Regions from separate parts of the Homo sapiens genome. Here region 1 is linked to region 2. A link is a contact called in ENCODE Hi-C or POLR2A ChIA-PET data. All regions are on one chromosome and are shown on one strand. Each heading gives the region's core, a stretch centred on a gene start or an enhancer-like site at or near the end of the contact. The rest is flanking DNA. Distances are from core to core; before and after follow the strand shown.

Evidence for each region. Hi-C counts contacts between places; a loop is a spot of excess contacts on that map. ChIA-PET counts read pairs that join two places held with the same protein, here RNA polymerase II (POLR2A). Pooled maps may share reads with other maps.
Region 1: a map of prostate gland shows a loop between it and region 2 (3-fold over the local background). The contact joins the enhancer-like site here to the promoter of HEMK2 in region 2. A Hi-C loop is called at or near these places in 3 of 168 maps with a recorded cell type or tissue (aorta and prostate gland) and 14 of 50 pooled maps. POLR2A ChIA-PET finds 5 or more read pairs at or near these places in 3 of 52 experiments (BJ, activated T-cell and activated naive CD4-positive, alpha-beta T cell).

What each region holds. Positions count from the first base shown.
Region 1 is chr21:28,770,641-28,773,410 of GRCh38, forward strand. It overlaps a transcript of HEMK2 not described here. Among named protein-coding and RNA genes, the nearest start is that of HEMK2, 110 kb to the right of the region's middle. Within about 2 kb of position 1,256, at least 3 of the 41 ENCODE cell types and tissues checked have a DNase peak (open chromatin) inside an H3K27ac peak, as active enhancers do.
Region 2 is chr21:28,883,681-28,886,757 of GRCh38, forward strand. HEMK2 (HemK methyltransferase 2, ETF1 glutamine and histone H4 lysine) reads right to left here and starts at 1,687. Exons shown (of 6, transcript NM_013240.6): 1 at 1,532-1,687. The coding sequence starts at 1,665. RefSeq lists enhancers at 986-1,545, 1,541-1,600, 1,546-2,104.

The DNA.
Region 1 (2,770 bases), core at 6-2,505, 110 kb before region 2:
AAGAGTGGGCTTGTTATAAAAGCAAGTTCAGCTCTCTCTCTCTCTCTCTCACTCGCTCTCACCTTCCACCATGAGATCACACAGCAAGAAGGCTCTTGCCAGATGCTGACACCTTGACTTTCTAGCCTCCAGAACCATGAGCCAAACACATTTATCTTTGTTATAAATTGCTTGGTCTGTGGTATTCTCTCATAGCAGCATCAAACTGACCTACACACTGAGCACCTAGATCAGACTCCTCTTAGAATATCTCCTGAGTAGCATCATGCTACAATTCTCTACCTCTTTCTCCACTGTGAGTCAGTACCAAATGCTGTCTCTCTTCCTTATTCTAGCCATGACTCTGGATGGAGAAATAAGATTAAAACACACACACACACGCGCAACTTACTGGAATTTATAGAGCAGTTACTTCATGCCAGACACTGTGATAAGTACTTCAGAAACATTACATCAATTAATCCTCACAAACAACTGTTACTCCCATTTTATAGGCAAGGATATTGAGACACAGTGACCACACAAATAGCAAGTGGCAAGCCAAGGTTTGAATCCCAGTTTGAGGTCACCACTGTGCTCTGTGAACAGGACTTATGATGGCCAAGTACTAATATTACAATATTGGAATTTATACTCTCTGGAGTTACGATTCAGGGAGAGATGATTTGGAAGTATAAAGTCAGATATTTTCATATTAAATCTAGGTCAAATGTTCTCAACCAGAGGTTATTTGCATCACTCTCCCACCACCCTGACCAGGAGACATTTGGTAATGCCCAGAGACATGTTTGGTTGTCACAACTGGGGACTGCTACTGGCACCTAGTGGGTACAGGCTAGGGGTGCCGTGAAAAATTCCATAATGCACAAGATGCACCACCCCCCCCCGCCAAAGAATTGCCTACTCCAAAATGTCCACAGTGCTGTGATCCAAACACCACCTCTAGGGGTTTGGTTTAGTTGCCATATTTTCCTCTCCCCTACCCATTCTTCTCTTTGGATTTTAATTCTCTGTGTCCATTTTAACAGTCTTGTTTTAGGTTAATCTTTTACTATGACTTTCCAAGGTCCTTTTAGGAAGCAAGGGGAGTGTGACTGAAGGAAAAACTGACATTCAAAAAATCTCCTGAGAAATAGCACCCTGCTTGGAACAAAATCCTCTGTGAACACTATTTTGGGAACAGTGACCAAACAAGCCAGTCGTCTGCCACTTACACATCCAATCCTGCTTACTACCACTGCTTCCTGGAATCCTGTCCCAAGAAAGGGGCTAGGGGTGAGGAGAGTGGTTACCCTGGAACATACCATTTCTATGAGAAATCTTAAAAGAAAAAAAAAAATGAAGACAACAAACCTGTAACTTGATGCCAGCCTGAAATCCTCTTCACTAATCATAAGTCAGAGAAAGTGAAATTATTTCCATCACACTCATACAGCATGTTCTCTGGGGTTTGCAGGAACAGAAGAGACAATGTGGAGAAAATGCATCGTCTGTGGTTCTGAAATCAAAGCCTAATTAGTCAGAAGACAAATCCCATGGGCTTCAGTACTAAAACCTATGTTTCAACCATGCCTATGTTGGGAAAGTCCTAAAAGTCAAAGAATGATAAGGCAACTTTAGTGGAGAACATCTTTGTTTACATTACAGGACTCACATGTAAACTTTGAAAGCATGCAATCAAGTGAACAAAATATTTTAATTGGCCTTTAAAATATTATTATAAGAGCAAGACCAACTTGTTTAAAGTATTGCCTGGCTGGTCTCTGGTTTTGGCAGCTCATTATACTGTCTTAATGCCGTAAGATTTATTAATGGTCACATGCATTTCTCTGAAAAGCATTCCACATTTTATCCAATTCTGGGTAAAGGTTATTTATACCTTAGAATGCTCTTAATTGCTTCACATTAAAGAAAAATATGGAATAAGTTATAAGTATTGCCTCATTTAATGTATTTTCAAATTATAGCGTTTTGGCAAGTTTTGCTCATTGACTTCTTTAAGCTTGGGATATCTTTTATCCCTTTTACATTCTCTCAAAATTTTCCTTATCACTCAAAAGCTAATTCAGATACCAATTCCTCCATTAATCTGTTCCTGACTCCCACATCAGCATTAACCAAATGTGCTTCTCTGCTCCCAACCATATTGCTTCTGTATTCACTAGGCATATGTAACAATCATTTTGCTCTACATTATATTTGTCTCTGTCTTTCTTCTTTAATTAAAGTAATTAAAGTACCTTCAGTGGGAAAGACAGCATGTTATTCATTTTGCATCTGAGGAAACTGATAGGGTGTCTGGAATTAGCATCCAATAACGATTGATTAAATTACATGTAATCATATGAGTTTTATCAAATAAAAATTGCTTCAAGTTTGTTCTTTTGGTTTGTTTGAAGCGGTTTGCTCATTTTAATAATTACATGAGACCCAAGCCTCAATCTCTTAGAACAGGTAGCTCTAGTGCCTCTCCTGCTCTAGACTTAATTTTGTTTCCATTGGTGCCAGGATATGAACAAAACATTTTCTGATGCAAATATAGTCTCAGATTGGGACCACACCAAATACCACAGTCCAAGTAGGTGAATAATGCACTGAATATTTGGCCTGGTTTGGCTGATTGCAGGCAAGCTAGCTAATAATTAATTAAAGTAGGATCTTCTGTATTTACTTCATTTCAAAACTCCTTGACACTCTCTCACTCGGCAACTCTCATTATCAACTAATGACATTTAAACACCTAATACATACTAGGCATCTTTAACAACTA
Region 2 (3,077 bases), core at 437-2,936:
TATCTTTCCATTAAATTTATTTTCTTGCCTATAATCTTGGAAGTTGCTTCTTTTTTAGAGACAGGCTCTTGCTCTGTCACCTAGGCTAGAGTGCAGTGGTGCCATCACAGCTCACTGCTGCCTTTAACTCCTGGGCTTGCTCAAGTGATCCTCCCACCTCAGCCTCCCAAGTAGTTAGGACTATAGGCACGAACCACAGTGCCAGCCCTCTATAATGTTATACATGCATCAAAAGCATAAATCATCCCCATTAAAAAGATCAGCTTGATGGCATTTAGGGAAATTTTTAGCACTGAACTCCCAAAACAACTACCCAGTGACAAGCTCCAGAGGTTTTAAACTTTTGGAACCAGTCTACACATCTGACAAGTCTTTATTAGGTGGTAGTAAGGTCTGAGAATCTCACCAGGTGGCTTCTCTTTGAAAATAACTATCATGGTCTCATAAATAATTAGAATTCCAAACTAGAAATAACCCAAGACTTTATAACAAAATCAGCTCCTTTTACAGCATACTTTGCAGTGCAATTTGTGCTTGTAAATCTTTCTGGGCTATCTTGAGAAGAAAAGACAAGTTATAAAACAGTACTGTTCCACTGTATATTCCAGTAGATCCAAAAGTTCCATCATCTACAATGAAAGACTAGTTTAATAAGAGCTGGGACATTTTATACTGGAGAAATATGACCAAGTTTAAGAGGGATAAATAAATACAATATAGATCTTTGAAACCTGAAAGCTGTTTGTTCCATCCTGAGAAAACCCAGTTCATCTTATCTTCAAACAAATCTAACAACCCAAATTCCTTACATTTAAAAATCACAATGTCAGTATTCATTCCTTCTGCTATTAATTTAAAATTGATGGCGATCACTTCAATAAATCCATTTAAATAAAGTGCTAGGGTAGACTATTGTCTGCTAGCTGCATGTAACTTTTTTTTGGTAACAATTAAATGAAAAATTCAGTTCCTCAATAGCACTAGCCACATTTCAAGCGCTCTGTAGCCACATGTGAGGACTGGCTGGTGCTAGAGTATGCTATTCAGTGGGTTTAAAAATATTTCCCCACTCCAGTAACACAACTTTCTTTCATGTTTGTTAAGGGTGCTTTCTATGTGCTGAGTAAATCAAATAATACCATGCAATTTTAATATGTAATACTTTAAAAATATTAATAAGCAATGTTTCCGGAATATTTTGTTTCCAAACGTGTTATACTATCGCTTCTCTCAGGGACATGTGTTCTTCAGATTAACAGGCGACAGGAAAAGATACGCCTTTGCATGGTAAGCAGTCAGGGAGCTCATGAGACAGAGCAGCCCCCTGGCAAAGGAGATGCGTCCCCGGCACACTCATTACTTGTAGCTACAGGAAAATTCTCAATTACGGCGTCCTGGCTGTCAATCATCTGCAAGTGGACCCCGCCTGCTCCGGCTCAGGGCGGTGATAGTCACCGTTCCGGCCCTCCTCCACCGCACTTCTTCAGAAAGCCGCAACCCTTTCCCGTCAGAGCCCCTCCCCTCCTCGCACCCTGCCAGTTCGGCAGCCGCTGCCTCCAGCGCGTCCAAAAGCAGAAACGTGTCCTCCGCGGGCTCGTACACGTCGCTGAAGGCGCCGCGGCCCACGTGCCCGTGGAACGGCGTAGCGAAGTTCTCCCCTGCCATAGTCCTTCGCTGCGTTCCATGCGCGTGCGCAGGGCGTGCGCATGCGCATGCGCATGCCCTCACCCTCATGCGCAGGCCTAGGAGTGGGGCTGGCGTCCCGGGCGACCAGTGTGTTGTTGTTGGGTCTTAATTCTAAATTTGTCAGTGGCTCTCCTTGAAATTGCTAAGTAGACAGTTGTATAATCCGTGACTATTGACATTTGCTTTCTTCTTTGGAACATTTAAATTTTATTCTGTGAACTAGAACCTGATAGTGGGCATTCTGAGTTGTTTTTGACTAAGGTGAATGTTCTTTCTTCATTCTAATGATATTTGGAAATTCTGTTTTATTCCTAGTTTGCAAGGATTTGAAAAAATACATAATAAATTTTACTGTTTTTTTGTCAGCTGAACTTTAAGCTTTACGCTATAAAGATGAAGACTTTCCTCGTTTTTTTACTGTACTTTATAAATTGCCTTCCTGATGAATCATGAATGCACTCTTTTTATAAACCTTAAGCAAGATGATGCGGTTTAATACACTGCTGAATTGGGGAGGCTAATAATCTGGCTCCGTTTTTTTTTACCAAGATTACGCTACCCTCGTTATGTGAGTTAGGACACTGTTTCTGGAACATTAGGTAGAAAGCCTTAAAACTGGCTGGGCTTGGTGCCTTTTTGAGTGAATGGATCTTTGATGTTTTGGAACATCTGTAAGTTATTAGACTATTCAAGTATTTGCATTCTTTTTGAGTCAATTTCTGAAATTTGTTTCGCAATGAAACATTTTTACAGCTCGTTTTTTAAATTTGAGAAATAAAAATACAGAAAAGTATTTGAGGTACAAATTTTATTTTATTTTATTTCTACTTATGTATTTTTTTTTTTTGGAGACAGAGTCTCGCTGTATCCCCCAGGCTGGAGTGCAGTGGCGCGAGCTAGGCTCACTGCAACCTCTGCCTCCCAGGTTCAAGCGGTTCTCCTGCCTCAGCCTCCGGAGTAGCTGGGATTACAGGCGCCTGCAGCCACGGCTGCCTAATTTTTGTATTTTTAGTAGAGACGGATTTTCCCCATGTTGGCCAGGCTGGTCTCAAACTGCTGACTTCAGGTGATCCACCCGCCTTGGGCTCTCAAAGTGCTGAGATTACAGGTGTGAGCCTTTAACGCACCCGGCTGGGTTACAAATTTCAAAACCCCAAGTTTTAAACCCAGAAATGACAGTATTTTCTCATGTTTCCTTAAAATATTTTTTAAATACAAGAACTAAAATATTACAAATAAGATGGATGTTCTTTCTCTATTTGCCTTCAGTTTAATTGTGTAACATTCTCTCCAAGGCTCTTATGGATTTAGTGTATGTCCATCTAATCCATGTAAAAACATGGATCTTGTATTTATACGTTTATAAACATTCATATCTTTATAAGCAACAT